Regions from separate parts of the Homo sapiens genome. Here region 1 is linked to region 2. Evidence: chromatin loops called from intact Hi-C (ENCODE). Cell type or tissue: B cell. All regions are shown on one strand. Links, peaks and the distances in the headings refer to the core of each region. The heading gives the core; the rest is flanking DNA.

Evidence for each region. A loop is a pair of places that touch in the nucleus more often than their neighbours do. Peaks named below come from ENCODE experiments on the same cell type or tissue, not always from the same donor. Only the 100,000 strongest peaks of a DNase experiment are listed, where the experiment ranks them.
Region 1: a loop joins it to region 2, with 2.0 times the contacts of the local background. A loop is called at or near these places in 2 of 110 quality-filtered maps.

The regions. Positions count from the first base shown.
Region 1 is chr17:67,482,542-67,490,939 of GRCh38, reverse strand. All of the region lies in intron 1 of PITPNC1 (phosphatidylinositol transfer protein cytoplasmic 1), which reads right to left. Among named protein-coding and RNA genes, the nearest start is that of MIR548D2, 15 kb to the right of the region's middle. RefSeq lists enhancers at 1,428-1,667, 3,517-3,606. In B cell, for the core only: no CTCF peak of the experiment used is centred there; a DNase peak (open chromatin) is centred at 3,759.
Region 2 is chr17:67,569,988-67,578,209 of GRCh38, reverse strand. It overlaps PITPNC1 (phosphatidylinositol transfer protein cytoplasmic 1), which reads right to left. Exons shown (of 9, transcript NM_012417.4): 5 at 1-24. It overlaps LOC124904045 (a long non-coding RNA gene), which reads left to right and starts at 2,865. Exons shown (of 3, transcript XR_007065879.1): 1 at 2,865-3,015. In B cell, for the core only: no CTCF peak of the experiment used is centred there; DNase peaks (open chromatin) are centred at 2,749 and 3,299; H3K4me3 peaks cover 460 bases.

The DNA.
Region 1 (8,398 bases), core at 119-8,118, 87 kb after region 2:
TTCCTTGAATAGAATCAGAGGAGGAGAGAAGTAAGTATAAAGTTTGAAAGAATCCCGAGAAGAAATGTTGATATAAACAGCTCTTGGCATCAGGTGGATGGTGTCAGGGAAGTTACTATTTTCGTGGGGACAGAGGCGCTGACGTTCAGCTCCATTGGACCCAGAGTCCTGTGCTATGTTCTCTCGTGACTGACAAAGCCCCCAACTCATTTCTCCCTGGGGACGACATTCCTGCTTTCTTATTCATTACGGATCCTTTGAGATTTTTATTTCGTATCCTTTTATTTACTGATCAGAGCTGCCCTGAAGGCTTCTTCTGGGACACCAGAAACTCCCAGCAGTCCCCTGCCTGCGGGGAGGCTCTTCATCCCAAAGCTCATTATTGTTAGAACAGGATGGGTTCACACCCGGGGGCTCTCTCTCCAAGCCTCCTCACTCCCCATCAATTCCACCTGTTCATTCAGAGTCGTGGTATGTCAGAGCTAGAGGGGACATTTTTAAAAAAATCATTAATTTCATTCTTTTATCTGGTTTGCCAATCTATGCCCTAATTTTAAAGCCAAGATTTAAAAAAAAACAAAACAAAAAACAAAAAACCAACAACAACAAACTGAGATCCTGCCAAGTTAAATAATTCATTATCCCTGGTTAGATAATAACACACACACACACACAAGTATGACCCAGGTCTCCTCATTCTTAGCTCCAAAGTTACATAATGCATCCTCATTCCTCATTCTTAGCTCCAAAGTTACATAATGCATCCTCGTTAATTAAAACACACACACACACACACACACACACACACACACACACACACACACACAGAAAAGCCTGTTTCCAAATCTTTAAACCTTGGGCTGAGATGTACAAATCTGAAGATATGCTCCAAAGAAATAACCTGGCTGGGTGTGGTGGCTCACGCCTGCAATCCCAGCATTTTGGGAGACCGAGGGGGATGGATCACTTGAGGTTCGAGACCAGCCTGGCCAACATGGTGAAACCCCGTCTCTACTAAAAATACAAAAATTAGCCGGGCGTGGTGGTGCACACCTGTAATACCAGCTACTCGGGAGGCTAAGGTGGGAGGATTGCTAGAACCTGGCAGGAAGAGGTTTCAGTGAGCCAAGATCCTATCACTGCACTCTAGCCTGGGACAGAGCGAGACTCCATCTCAAATTAAAAAAGAAAAAGAAAAAAGAAATAACCAAAAAGACAACAGACAGCATGAAAGGGATTGAGAAAAGGTTCGGGTTCAGTAATTCACTTGGGTGCTACAGAACCCTGGCTGCATATTAGACTCGCCTGGAAGCTTTCAAAAGTCCCCATGCTGAGGCCAGGACTCAAACCAATGAAATCAGAATCTCTAGAGGCGGGATCAGAGGCGGGGTCTGGACATCAATAAGCCACAAGGTGAATCCCGTGAGCAGCTAACATGAAACATCATTGATTTACCAGACTTGAGGCCACCATAACTGTATAGTGACCACAATCTTTGTCATCCAAGGAAGAAAAGGAGAAGGAAGGAGTCATTTATAGCCCATGATCTTTAGTTCATTCTGAGATCCTCTCTGTGCTTTTGGGGGTTCATCAGATGTAGGGTCAAACTGAGAAGGTCTACACTGGTGATCTCACCCTGGAACAGGGCCACTCTTCCATACCACATCTGTGAGGACAGAGGCCTATGGGCTGTACCTGGAGGCAAAAGGAGACGGAGCAAACAATCCAGCCCAGTAAGTACTCCTAGGGTGGCTCTCCCAAGTTCTCAAGATACTTTTCTTTTTTAAAAAAGGAGTCTGTTACCGTATGACCCATCAATTCCAATTCTGGGAAAGTACCCCAAAGAACAGAAAGCAGAGGCTCAAACAGGTATTTGTATAACTGTGTTCATGGCAGTACTATTCACAATAGTCAAAAGGTGGAAACAACCCATGTCCATCCACGGAGGGATGGATGGATGAACAAAACATGGTATATCCGTACAATGGAATATTATTCACTCCTGAAAAGGAAGGAAATTCTGATACACACTACCACACAGATGCACCTTGAGGATATTACGCTAAGAGAAATAAGCCAGATAGATACACAAGGACAAATACAGTGTGATTCTACTTATGTGAGTACCTAGAGTAGTCAAACTCAGGGACAGAAAGTGGCTCTGAAATTCAGAGACGGGCGGCTGCCAGGGGCTGCCAGGAGGGGAACAGGCAGTTACCACTGAACAGGCACAGAGTTTCAAGATGCAGAGTTCTGCAGATGGATAGTGGTGATACTGGTACAACGATAGGAATGCACTTAATAACACAGAACTGTACATTTAAAAATGGTTAAGATGGTAAATTTTGTTACATGTCTTATCTCCATTTGGAAAAGTGAACAAAAAAAGAGCCCACATGTGGCCCTTCCTTCGTTCGCTCAGGCATTGATGAAGGTGACTGAGGACAGAATTTCAAAGGTTAATGTGTCATCTGTAAAACACAGCACACACCAGGCCCCTGGACTCTGTTCTGCAGGATTGACTGACTCCAAGAGTTACAGAGCCTTGTAACTCCCCCGGGGCACAGGGAGGGCCGTCTGGCAGGCCTCTGGGTTCACATTATATAACAACCGGGCTGCCAGCTTCCAAGCAACACGAGGTGAATTCCGAAGCGCTCCACGCCTAGGATGAGCCAAGTGTTGATTAATTCCCAAATAACTTTATCGTGGGGACTTTTTCTGATTCCCAAATGCAGTGATGCCGCTTATTTGTCAGTTGAGAAATCTGTATTTTTCTGCGATGGGTTGACTCAATGTATTTTTAAAGAGGGACTTACCTTTCATCTTTTCTTTCCTTTTTGCTTAGTATTCTAGGGGCAAAGAAAAACTTCAGCAAGGAGAAAATCCCGCCAGCAACAGCTCTTTTGAGCTGCTCGGTAATCCAAACCTTTCAAGTAAGCTTTCTCCTTTACTGACACCTCTGTGACAGACAGAAAAGAAAAAATCGTAGCTTCTCTCTGATCAGTGGTCCTAACCCTTTTCTTCAATCAGCAGTCCGTGATGATCCTATACAGGGTATAAGATGCGAAGACATCTCCTGGGAGAAATTACTTAGGCCCTGGAGGCTGATCCCAAACCCCAAGTGTGTGAACTCTGGCCGTGCATCTAAATAAACACATCCTGCTCCCCCACCCTCAGACCAGTGGCCCCCAGAACAGCGCTTACACTTGGCCTAGAAAGCCTGTCCTGATGATTCACCATGAAGCCCAAAGTTTGGCAGCCGGAAAAACTTAAACTTTCCCCCTTTCTTAGAGTTTACAAATTAACAGTCCCTGAGAAGTCAATCATTCAACAGAAGTTGGATTAAACACCTTTCACTTGGGCATCCTCCTGAGCTCAGATGGATACAGAGAAACACTCGCTTGTTTCTTCGAGGTAAAATTTTGCAAAATAAATTTCTGTAAATCTGAGCAATAACAAAAAGGAGGCTGGGTGTGGTGGCTCATGCCTGTAATCCCAGCACTTTGGGAGGCCGAGGTGGGTGGATCGTTTGAGGCCAGGAGTTCGAGATCAGCCTGGTCAACATGGTGAAGCCCCACCTCTACTAAAAATACAAAAATTACCCTGGTGTGGTGGTGAGTGCCTATAATCCCAGCTAATCAGGAGGCTGTGGCAAGAGAATTGCTTGAACCTGGGAGGCAGAGGTTGCAGTGAGCTGAGATCGTGCCACTACACTTCCGCCTGGGTGACAAAGCGAGAACCTGTCAAAATAAACAAAAACAAAAAAGGGAAGTGGTTGGGGTGGTCTAACATAAAAATGGTGTGATTTGTCTGTAATGGACTTCAAACTAGTACTCATATTTTATGATGTTGGTTTTCTTTTTCATACAGCTACATAAGAATGAATTCCACAGTACTCTTTTTTTTTTAGACAGAGTCTTGCTCTGTTGCCCAGGCTGGAGTGCGGTGGTGCAGTCTCAGCTCACTGCAACCTCCGCCTCCCAGGTTCAAGTGATTCTCCTGCCTCAGCCTCCCAAGTAGCTGGGATTACAGACATGCACCACCACGCTCAGCTAATTTTTGTATTTTTAGTAGAGATGGGGTTTCACCACGTCTGGCCTCCACAATACTCTTGAATGCAGAACATGCCACACTCGGGACTCCAGGAGACACCCTGAAAGGCAAGAGAGGAGGAGGTTTCCTGGATGCCCCTAACTGTCTGCTCTCACCGCCCTAAATGCATAGACACTTTTCAGTCAACCACATTCCTCGTTATGTGTCTACAGATTCAAAACGTCACCTTTCTGCCTCCCTGCCATTTGCTTGTCCTTGGATAAAAAGGAGAAGACCTCTTTGCTTATAACTATCACTCATGCTTTGTGATTTCTACAAGGCTGTCTGTAGTCCTTGGAATTCTGGAACCATGGAACATATGGACAGCAGTATCCCAGCTGTACTTTGCTACCATCTCCGATCAATGCCATCTTCTCATTAGGATTTGTGGGCAGACACAAGCTTAGCAAGACTACATACAGACTTGCCATAGGAGGAAGAAGAGGTCTATTTTTCTACATTACTCATTAAAGGCAGGCTAAGCATCAGATGTAATAGAATAGCCTATTCCTTCCTTTGCCCACAGCGAGACTTCAACTCATGAAAACACCACCATCAATATATATTGAGTGTTCATTATATATATATAGCCCAAGACTAAGATAATATACTCTATTTCAAAACACTGCCAAAACTCCGAGAACATTTTTTGGCACATTTAAACAGCAGAATGACCATAAATTATGTAAAGGGAGAATTTTCTGAGTACATGTCAGGAAAAAATAAAATAAAAACCTCTAGCAGCAGAATTTAATGCTTAATAACTCTCATGCTAAAGTTTCAGTTTAATCAATTGTGACTTTTGATATTTTATTTAATGCGTCTAAGGAGCATCACCAGAAGAAATTTTAATACTATTGCTTCTAAATTCAATTAGAATGCTTACATTTTTATGTTAGGGTAACATTTGCAGAGCCATTCTTTAATACGCAAGTTATTAAATCCCACGGTCCCTTAATCCACATTGCAGACTAATCTAATGCATTTAAGCCGCCCCCAGAAGACAGCCTTCAGCTTGTGGCTCATACAGCGTGATAGCTTTTGCTCTTTTTTTGACCGAAGAAGTCATTTTTCTTTCCTCTTGACATCTTAAGAGTCATCTTTAATAATGTTTTTCTGTAGTTCCAATGTCCCTCAACTCCTGATCTTACAGACTAAATTGGCAAGTCAGTTGTTCTTCCGTAGAAAGATCTAACTAATTGGCCGGGTGCGGCGGCTGAGACCAGTAATCCCAGCACTTTGGGAGGCTGAGGTGGGTGGATAGAGACCAGCTTGGCCAACATGGTGAGACCCCATCTCTACTAAAAATACAAAAATTAGCCAGGGGTGGTGGTGAGTGCCTGTAATCCCAGCTACTCAGGAGGCTGAGGTAGGAGAATCGCCTGAATCCAGGAGGCGGAGGTTGCTGTGAGCCAAGATCACACCACTGCCTGGGCGACAGAGCAGTGCCTATGTCAAAAAAAAAAAAAAAAAAAAATCACCCAACTAATGATGACTCTCAGTACACAATTCTAGTTCATGGCCTAGCAGATACCCTAGTGCAAAATCCACAAATCCGGAATGAAAATGTAAGCATCCATGCCTTCCAGCATGCTCCATGCTTTTCCCACTGCGCTCATGGTAAATGCTCCCCATGGCATCACCACCGGGAACCAAACACATGCATACATACGTATATGAAGACAGTTTAGCCAAGTGGTTAAGAGTGAGGACCCTGTGGCTACACTGCCCAGGTTCAAATCCTGGCTCTACCACTCCTTACCAACCTCAGGGAAGTCACTTGACCTTTCTGAGTTTTCCATTTCCCTATTTGTAAGATGGAAACGCTAGTCATAATCAACTTTCTTGGCACAACGATCAAGAGTCAAAATAAACCAATATGTAAAAATGGTTTTGGAAGTTTTTTTTTTGAGATGGAGTCTCGCTCTGTCACCCAGGCTGGAGTGCAGTAGCATGATCTCAGCTCACTGCAACCTCCATGTCCCGGGTTCAAGCGATTCCCCTACCTCAGCCTCCAAAGTAGCTGATATTACAGGCACACACCATCACACCTGGCTAATTTTTGTATTTTTAGTAGAGTCTAGGTTTCACCATGTTGACCAGGCTGGTCTCGAACTCCTGACCTCAAGTGATCCGCCCACCTCGGCCTCCCAAAGTGCTGAGATTACAGGCATGAGCCACTGTGCCCGGCTAGAAGTTTTCATGAAAATCTTTACTCTGATTTCTTAGGGGATTGGATAAATATTTTCACAGGTCCAGACCAACTGGCAAAGTTAAAAGCCAGCAAGTTCTAAGTTAGGGCTCCACTGCCTTAAATAGTTTTCAGAACAAGGTCAGATGTAAATTAACAATGACAGAAGCCCTGAGAGAATTATACAAGCTTATGTGGCGACTGAGCTAGAGATGAATGATTTGATGCGAAGTCAAGACGGTTCCAATTTGGACTAACAAAACCTTTCAACAGAGGCTTATGATTTTAATATGGAAAAAGTTGGCTATAAATGATCTCAAGCTTAACAGAAATCTAATTAGGCAAAGTTAGAGAGTAGGAACCAACAACAACTCTCTGAGCTGGGTCTTATGCACATCTCACAGGCAAGAAAATGGAATGAAGAAAAGCGTTATTAACAGGCTGGGTGTGGAGGCTCGCCCCTGTAATCCCAGTAATTTGGGAGGCCAAGGCAGGCGGATCATCTGAGGTGGGGAGTTCGAGACCAGCCTAACCAACATGGAGAAACCCCGTCTCTACTAAAAATACAAAATAAGCCAGGCATGGTGGTACATGCCTGTAATGCCAGCTACTTGGGAGGCTGAGGCAGGAGAATCGCTTGAACCTGGGAGGTGGAGGTTGCAGTGAGCCAAGATCATGCCACGGCACTCCAGCCTGGGCAACAAGAGCAAAACTCCACCTCAAAAAAAAAAAAAAAAAGAAAGAAAACGTTAGCAAGGGTGAAGGGAGAATGGTTATTGCATGACAACCAACAGTGCTGGCTGCGTTATGAAACTTCTCCTCTTCAGGCATAAACGAAGCTGTATTTTGAAATTTAAGAGCTATATGTTTTTCAGGTAGAAAAACTTAAGTGTGGAATTACCAAGTCCCCCCAGGGCTTGAAGGCTACCAATCCAAGTTATTGGTACTTCAGTAGAAGCTTCCCACACTGCTCTCAGATAGGAGGGTGAATGATGGATAGATGGGCAGATGGATTTACAGTCTTTGAAATCAATAAACCTATAGGCCATCAAACATTTTCCAAAACACTGCAACGATCAAACCAGAATCATACCCCAGAGTGGCAACGCATCTTAATGTTGATCAAAGAAGGGTAAGAAATGCATTCTAAAAGATGGTATTGCTTTTCAGCTCTTTGACCGCTTTACAATAAGCAGGAAATATTTTATTTTTGTTGTCACAGTGAAAATCCAACACTCAGAACTCTGAGGCAAGGTAAACCAATAAAAACAAATTAAAACTTCTTTATCTGGATACCAGGATTACTTGTACTTTTGGAAGAAGTAAAATGTTTTGTGACATTTTAGGGTAGTATGACCTCCTTTTACAACACAGAGAGGTTTTAGCTGTGAAACTTCCTTATAAAATTGGCTACAAGTTCAAATTCTGCCCCAAATGAGTTTCTGATTAATATGAATCAAGAAATGTCCCTCATGATCTCTGCAGCTCTTCTGCAAACAAAGCATCCAGAAAGGACCTGGGGTTTAAAGATGGCTCTGCCACTCCCAGTTCATCCCAGGCTAAATTCATCACTCCTGCAGATCAGGAGGCTGTGAAAGGAGTTTCTACCAGAAGTTCCTTTTGATGGTAGGAAGCAAGGTGGGTGACTACCAAGCGGCATAATATAGAGAGGCCTACTGTGGTACAGGGCGGCAGGGCAGAGGACTGAGTCAGACCCACGGTTCCTAGTTTTGTCACAAATGAGCTAGGTGACCCCAGCAACTAGCTTGACCTCTCTGCATTGCAGTACCTCATCTGTCAAAGCAGGCAACTGGTTCACCCAATTTTTAAAGTTCTTCCCAGCTGTAGAAATCATTATTCCTAGAATAAGCACAATTTGCAAAACAGCAATTTTCAAATCTGGGCCTTATTTGCAATAATTCTCGCCTTATGGGGCTTCCGAAACCAGATTTTCCTGAAAAGATCACCAAAGCACCAAATGGTTCCTACTGTCTCCCTTGAAACATTTTGTTGCATCTCATGAAATAGCAGGGAAATACCAAATGTGGATTCCATCATGTTTTAAGGGACTACATTCAGGGTAGGTTAAAGAAGAGGTCAAAATCTACCACTTGA
Region 2 (8,222 bases), core at 1-8,000:
GGAGAATTTCGGCAGAAAGGAACACTGTGGGAGAAAAGCAAATTTTCATTAGCATAACATTTTTTCTCTCTTCCTATATTCAGCAGAGCTTCTGAATACTTTCCTGGCCATTTGGTTGCAAGCACCGTCCCGGAACAGAAATGTTAAGATACTAAGTCAATATCCAAATTCAGACAAAGGAAAGCCGCCTTTAGGACAATGAACACAGTTTCATCCAGACAGAGGTCAGGCCACAGAGAATAACCAGCAGTAGAGGGCAAGTCCCTGAAGAGAACATTTCCAAAAGGAATATGTTCTGTGACTCCTAGCATAAGCTTTAGAAAAGCAAACCCCTAAATCACGCCAGTTCCAGTTCTGGTGAGCTTACTTTTGGGGAGCAGCTACCATTGCTGGATTCCTGGGGACCCAGCCTTAATCTTTATATAAATGCTCATATAACATTAGCAAGGGGATATAGTAGAACTTTAAAGTCATAGATTATTGAAGTCAGACAGACCTGGCTTTTATTTTTAATTTTTAAAACATAAATTTATTTTTAATTTTTAAAACATAAATTTATTTTTAAAGTAAAATAAAAAAAATTTTTAAATTTATTTTAAATTTTAAATTTTATTTTTAATTTTTAAATTTTATTATTTTTTATTGTTTTGAGACAGGGTCTTGCTCTGTCGCCCAGGCTGGAGTGCAGTGGTGTGGTCTCGGCTCACTGCAACCTCCACCTCCCAGGTTCAAGTGATTCTCATGCCTTAGCCTTCCGTGTAGCCCGGCTAATTTTTGTATTTTTAGTAGAGATAGGGTTTCTCCATGTTAGCCAGGCTGGTCTCGAACTCCTGAGCTCAAAAGATCTGCCCACCTTGGCCTCCCATAGTGCTGGGATTACAGATTACAGGCGCCCGGCCTTCTTTTTATTTTTATTTTTGAGACAGAGTCTTACTTTGTCACCCAGGCTGGGGTGCAGTGGTGCAGTCACAGCTCACTGTAACCTTGACCTATGGGCTCAAGCGATCCTCCCACCTCAGCCTCCCAGGTAGCTGGGACTACAGCTATAGGTGTGTGACACCATGCCTGGCGGATTTTTAAAATTTTTTTGGTAAAGGCAAGGGTCTCTCTCTGTTGCCCAGGCTGGTCTCAAATTCCCGGCCTTATGCGATTCTCCCGCCTCGGCCTCCCAAAGTGCTGGGATTACAGCCATGAGCCACTGCATCCGGGCGAGACCTGGCTTTTAATATGTAATTTGGATAAGTCATTTAACTTCTCTGAACCCCAACAGAGTTAAAACAGGAGTAATAATTATTACCTAAGAGCAACACTGTGAGGGTTAAATATTAATAAAATGATGTTTTAAAAATGTATAATACTGGGCAGCAAGAATGCATTCAGCAGACAGCATCCATGGGTAGAAACTGAACCAGAAAAGGCAGCCCCTGTCTTTGTCTTTGTCCACACGAGGGACAGAAACCCCAAATGCAACCCAGCCCTACAGCCCCAGTCTCGCTGAGTCAAGTCCTATGCATTCAGTAGATGTGAAGGGTTAAGGTGGCTTAAGAAGAGAATTTTGATGGATGTTGGTGTAACCACGCTCTAGCTAGCCCTAAGCTGGGCATTAACTTTCTTGGCCACCAGAGATGGGATTGACGGCTAATGGGCAAAATGACCCAGCACCTGCATTGGGATCTGTGGGTGTTGGGGAAACCAGACTTGGCCTGATAGCATCACAGTCCCAAGAGGCTGGATCCCTTATACATGATTCCAGTACTCACATACTGTCTATACCAGACACTGCTACAAATGCTCTGATGCTCTCACTCATTTATTCCTGGCAACAATCCCGTGAAGGAGGTACTATTACCATCCCCCCCTGCTTTAAAGATGAGGAGATGGAGGTGCAGAGAGGGTAAGTAAATGGCCTACAGTCTCATGCAGCCAGGTGGCCAGGTCTCAGTGTCCATACTCTTCACCATACTGAGTGGTTCTCAAAGAGGAGTTTCTGGACCAGCTCCAGCAGCCCAGAATTGTTAGAAATGCAAATACTTGGCCAGGCACGGTGGCTCATGCCTGTAATCCCAGCACTTTGGGAGACCAAGGCAGGCATATCACCTGAGGTCAGGGGTTTGAGACCAGCCTGGCCACCATGGCGAAACCCCGTCTTTACTAAAAATACAAGAATTAGCCAGGTGTAGTGGTGTACCCCTGTAATTCCAGCTACTTGGGAGGCTGAGGCACGAGAATCGCTTGAACCTGGGACGTGGAGGTTGCAGTGAGCTGAGATCATGCCATTGCACTCCAGTCTGGGCAACAGAGTGAGACTCAGTCTCAAAAAAAAAAAAAAAGGAAAGAAAGAAAGAAGGAAGGAAAGAAAGAAAGAAAGAAGGAAGGAAGGAAGGAAGGAAAGAAAGAAAGAAAGAAAGAAAGAAGGAAAGAAAGAAAAGAAAGAAAGAAAGAAAGGCAAATTCTTCAGCAGACCAACTAAATCAGAAACTCTGGAGGTGGGGTTCAGCAATCTGTTTACCAAGCCCTCCAGTGTATGCTGAGGCATGCTCAACCTGGAAAACCACCTGGCTATAGCACACACATGCTTCAGCCGCACAATGACCACGCTCCCCTTTCAGCCCAGCTGAGACCCCTGGTGGCACCTGCACGAGAAGACAGAGGCCTGGGACGTGCCATCGATAATTCTCCTGACATCACATGCCAGGACGCGTTCAGCACGCATCTGTCTTAATCTGAGTGAAACAAGGGATCTGAACCGTGACTAAGGAAACACGGAAACAATCAATCCCAGTAATTGCCTTTATGGAGAACAAGGCCCTGCGATTATTCATTAACACCCTCTCTGCTGTCTCCTCTCAAACTTCTCACTCCATAACCGCTGCCCTTATATCCGGGTTCAGGTAGCACCAAGGAGCAGCTGCTCATCTCAAATGAAGACGCTGGAGGACTCAGAGCCCCAAAGCAGACATGAGAACGTGGGGGGATGCCCTGGCTGAGACCCTCTTAGACACGACAAGCCTTTAGGTAAATCGATTTTGTATTTTTTATCCCATAATTCATATGAGAGTCAAACCAAGGAGTGGGGAGAGTACAGAGTTGTGGAGCGTGGGTGTGGGTCTCGGTGCACCAGAGTGGAACACTGTGAGGAGTTTTTACCCACTGAACCTCTAAACCACTTAGCTAGCCCAACACATGAATTTTAGCATTTGCGTATTAAACCCAATTATGAAATGCAAAACTCCCATGCAAATTAGCAGATGTTGTTATTTTTGAGTGGGGACTTTGGTTATTTTCATATCAGAATGGCAACCTTGCCACGAGGCTAGGAGTAGTGCACCTGGCTTCAGCAGGGTGGCCAGAGAACAGCTCCTGGTAACTCCAAGCGGGTCAGTACTTTCTCCTTCGGCAGGTGGTTGGGGCTGATAATCCCCTTGGGATGTCTGATGACTCGTTCTCAGAGTCCTGGGGTGTGCGGGTGTCTTGAGTTAAAATCAGAATTATCTGTGGCTCTGGGCTTCTTCAGTGCCGTCACTGAAATCTCTCAGGGGTGATGTCCATGTTAAGATAACCTTCTGCCTCCCCCATGCAGGCTGGTTTCTCCAAAAATCCAGCCCACTAATCCTAGCGGAAGCTTAGCTTTAAAGCAAGGTCTTTTATTTCTTCCTGATTGGCTCCCTGTTATATCTCATCCACTGATCTATCCTACATCCCTTACCCTCTCAAGGTCCCTTGCCTGGCTTCACCCTTTCTCCCCTCTCCCTTGCAGCTGATCACTTTGAGTCATAGTTTAATGAGGACATGAACTGCATGATAGAAACACTGACACATCCCTTTCCTCCATTACAAATCTGCTTATTTCTTTACGTTTCTTATTCTTTGTGAATCCGAGAAAGATATATCCTCCTCTTTTTCAGTGGAGAAATAATATAATGAAAAGCACTGAGACATCAGAGCCAGCTGACTTGGGCTCAAATCCAAGATGTATCAACCTGGGCAAGTTATTTTACTGTTCTCAGCCCCAGTTGCCCCAGGTGGAGAATGGGGACAATCCTTTTCCGCTCTGTAGGAGTGTTCAGAAGATCAATGAGATCACACAGCTAAACCCCAGCACAGTGACTGGCACATAGTAGGTGCACAGTACAAATTATTTGTAAGCTCTTCTCTGGAACCTTGTTTCATTGATTATTTGCATCTTTTCCCTGCTTCCTTCCCACAGCCTAAAAATATAATGAAAAGAGACACAGTCTTAAAAAATAAATAAGCACAAAGTTCCCTTGATCCTATTTCTTCCCCCATCTATAATCAATTCCGTATCTCTTTCTGTCTTCATAAAAAAACTTATTAAAAGAGTAGTCAGTAGCCGGGCATGGTGGCTCATGCCTGTAATCCCAGCACTTTGGGAGGCCGAGGTGTGTGGATCACCTGAGGTCAGGAGTTCAAGACCAGGCTGGCCAATGGTGAGACCCCCATCTCTACAAAAATACAAGAATTAACTGGGCATGATGGCAGATGCCTGTAATCCCAGCTACTCGGGAGGCTGAGCGGGAAGAATCGCTTGAACCCGGGAGGCGGGGGTTGTAGTGAGCTGAGGTTGCGCCACTGCACTCCAGCCTGGGCGACAGAGCAAGCCTCCATCTCAAAAAAAAAAAAAAAAAAAAAAAAGAGTATTCAGTTTCAGTGCTTCCTGTCTCTACTTTTTCCACCTCCCACCTGATCATCAAAGGATTTCCAAAGCAGCATCACTCTTCCATTTGCACCCTGGAGACCTCTCTACACTGCAATATGACTGAGCAACTCCTCCATCCTGAGCAGCAGTTCACCCTTTCCTCCCTCCTCCACTCCTTCCCTACAGGAGATCCCTCAGGTCCTACCCTACCTACAGCCTCTTTTCTTGATCCAAACCCTCTCCCCTGGTGATCTCATCTGCTTCTGACTTTTCATGATTTTTTTCTTTTTTGGCAGATGCCTCCCAAATCAACATCGCAAATTCCAACTCCTCTCACATTTCCAGGTGCCCACTGGCCATCCCCAACAAAGACCCTACAGGTTCATCAAACTTGAAAGGTCCAGAATGAACGCGAATGTTCTCCCTGACTGTACTGGTACTCTAGAATTATCGTAGCCAATTCCACAAACTGCGTGGCTTAAAACAGCAGCAATTTATTCTCTCACAGTTCTGGAGGCCAGAAGCCTGAAACCAAGGTGTTGGCAGAGCCATACTACCTCTGAAGACTCTGGGAGAGAATCTGTCCTTGTCTCTTCCAGCTGTTGGTGGCACCGGGAGTGGGTGCATCACTCCAGTCTCTGCCTCCGTCTTTACATCCCCTTCTTCCCTCTGGGTCTCTGTGCTCTCTTCTCTTCTTACAAGGACAAAAGTCATTGGATTTGGACCCACCCTAAATCTAGGTAGGTCCACTCCCCCTTCCCTGGAAAACTTCCTGCTGTCAGGTCTTTTTTTTTTTTTTTGGCCATGGTACTCTCAGCCCGAAATTTCTTTCCTAAATCTTACTCAAAGACCATCTCAAGTACCACTTCGGAATGATTATCCCATGCATGCTGGCAGCATTCTGTTTGTCCCTTTATCACAGCGCGTATCTCCTTTGTCACCATTACCATTAGCTATCTGTGTCCCAGGCTCACCAACCATGTGGTAAGCTCACACTCTAACAGGAGGGTGCCCCCCTAATACCAGCACCACTAGGAATGGTGGTCATCAAAGTCACCCCCCTTCTTCTTTACCCCCCCCCCCCGCTTTACCCAGCTTCTTCAGGTGTTAAAGCATCTCCTTTAGTTTAGGTTTGCTCAAATAATGCTTTCTGTAACTAAGACTTTTGCTTCCACTAGGAATATACCATCTAACCTAGTCATTCTCAATGTCAATGGGGAGACGGGAACCCCACTTTCCAACCCTGGACTTTTTCTCAAAATATGCGCTGTTCCCTAAAGATCCTGATAAATGTCCTTGGGTGGAGGGATTCTATATCACCGAGGGATCTGTCAGGAGTGTGGGGGTGGAAAAAACGTTGGGAACCCTGATGTAACCACACCTGAACTTGCTCCAAGAAGAGAGACACTAGGGTCGTCAGCCATTGGCTAAAACAGAAAAAGATGTCTAAGGGCTGCTGAAGCATCCCGTGCTCTCTAAGGAACAGTCATTTGGAAATGCTGAATGTCTAAAGTCCCATTTGGCCCACAGCATATGAAGGAAAGACTGAAAAACCCACGGCAGACAGAATTCTGAGATGGCCTCCAGAGTCCCAGCCACTGGTGCACACATCCTGTGTAATCCTTCCCTTCGGGTGTGAGCAGAACCTGGGGATATGATGGGCTGTCACTCCCCTGGTTGCCCCCCAGAACCTTCAGAGGGAGCACAGCTTTTGATTGATAGCAAAAAGACAAGACAGTCAGTCACTCCTGAGAGTGTATACAAGACTTCACTTTAGAAAAAGCAGAGATTCTTTTGTTGGCTTTGAAGTTGTGAGATAGCCACGTGGATAGGACCCAAGAGAGGTCTACTGGGAACTGAGAGTGACAGCCGGAGAAGAACCAGCTAGAAAACGCGACCTTCGTCCTTCAACCACAAGGAATGAATCCTGCCAACCACCAGTGAGCGTGGAAGAGGACCCTGCATTTCTGGTGAAACTAGAACCTTGGTTGATGCCTTGATTTCTACCTGGTGAGTTGCCTGAGCCAAGGACCCAGCTAGCCTGGGTTCCAACTCCTGACCCATGGAAACTGCAAGATAACAAACTTGTGTTATTTTTCTTCTCTTCTCTTTTCTTTTCTTTTTTGAGACAGAGCCTCATTCTGTTGCCCAGGCTTGAATGCAGTATAGCTCAGCTCGCCGCAGCCTTGACCTCCTGGGCTTAAGCAATCCTCCCGCCTCAGCCTCCTGAACAGCTGGGATCACAGGCATGCACCACCACACCCAGCTAATTTTTTTTACTTTTAGTAGAGATGAGCTCTCACTGTGTTGCCCAGGTTGGTCTCAAACTCCTGAGCTCAAGCGATCCTCCAACCTCAGCCTCCTAAAGTGCTGGTATTATAGGCATGAGCCATTGCACCCAGCCACTTGTGTTGTTTTAAGTTGCTAAATTTGTGGGAGATTTGCTACACAGCAAGAGAAAACCAACACAACACTCAGCCTGCTGGCTGCCTTCTTCCAAATCACCCATCTGGTTTTCATCTGAGTAAAGCATCACCGACTCTGAGGTTCAAGCAAGTGCAAGGGAAGGGGGAATTGGTGCTTTTTCTGACTTATTAGTTCCACCTATGATGCCACCTGCTTTGTCAATCAATGGCCACTGCTTATTGCCCAGGGTGATATTTACTAGTAACTGATGTCAGCAAGCTTGTCATTATCTGGTGTCCAGATGCAGCAGCAGGCACCTAACCCACAGAGAGGGAGGATGATGATTTAGTAGGAAAAAAAAAAAAAATACAGATTTTTGGAGTAAAACAGACTTCAGTTCAAACCGCAGCTTCTTTTCCAACAAACTGTGTGACTTGGGGCAAATTCACGATTCCCTCTGAGCTTCAGTTTCCTCATCTATCAAATGGAGACAATTGCAACCTCAAAGCTGTGGGGTGAGAATGAAAAGAGATAACGAATGTCCAGGGCCAGGCAGCGCCTGGCAGATGCTGGAGAGATGTTGGTCCACTCCATTGTACCCTCCTAGGCAATGTGGACGAGAAAGCTGAGCTGGGGTCAAAGGCAGATCCTCCACTATGAAGATGCAAGGATGCAGAGGCTTCCGGAAAGGCATCCACAGGACACCTGATGGCTTCTTCCCATGGCAAGGAAGGCAGCCAAACCACAGAGCAGATCTGGGCTCTTCCAGACTCACTCTGAATCCCTGACCTGCTCTGCTGCTGAGGAAATGTCACCACGTGTCCCAGGCTCCATCCTTGGCAGCTCCTTCTTCTGGGCAGGTGCCCCTTCCACTGGCCTCTTCTCTGAGCTTTCCCTTGGCCCCCTGCTGACTTCATGCAGGGAACAAAAACTCTACCAGGATCTCCGTGAACTCTTTTCTTTCCTAGATCTAAAGGGTGCACGTCCGCTGGTTCACTCAACCCAATCGCCAAAACCAAGGCTCAAAGAAGTTAAGAAACAGAAGCATAAAACAGAAGTTGGGAACCCTTGAGGCCACAGAGATGACTCTGCTTACAGGCAGAGGGGGAGGCAAAAAAGCACGCCTGTCCCTGGAGCCTGGGGGAAATCAGTGAGTCAT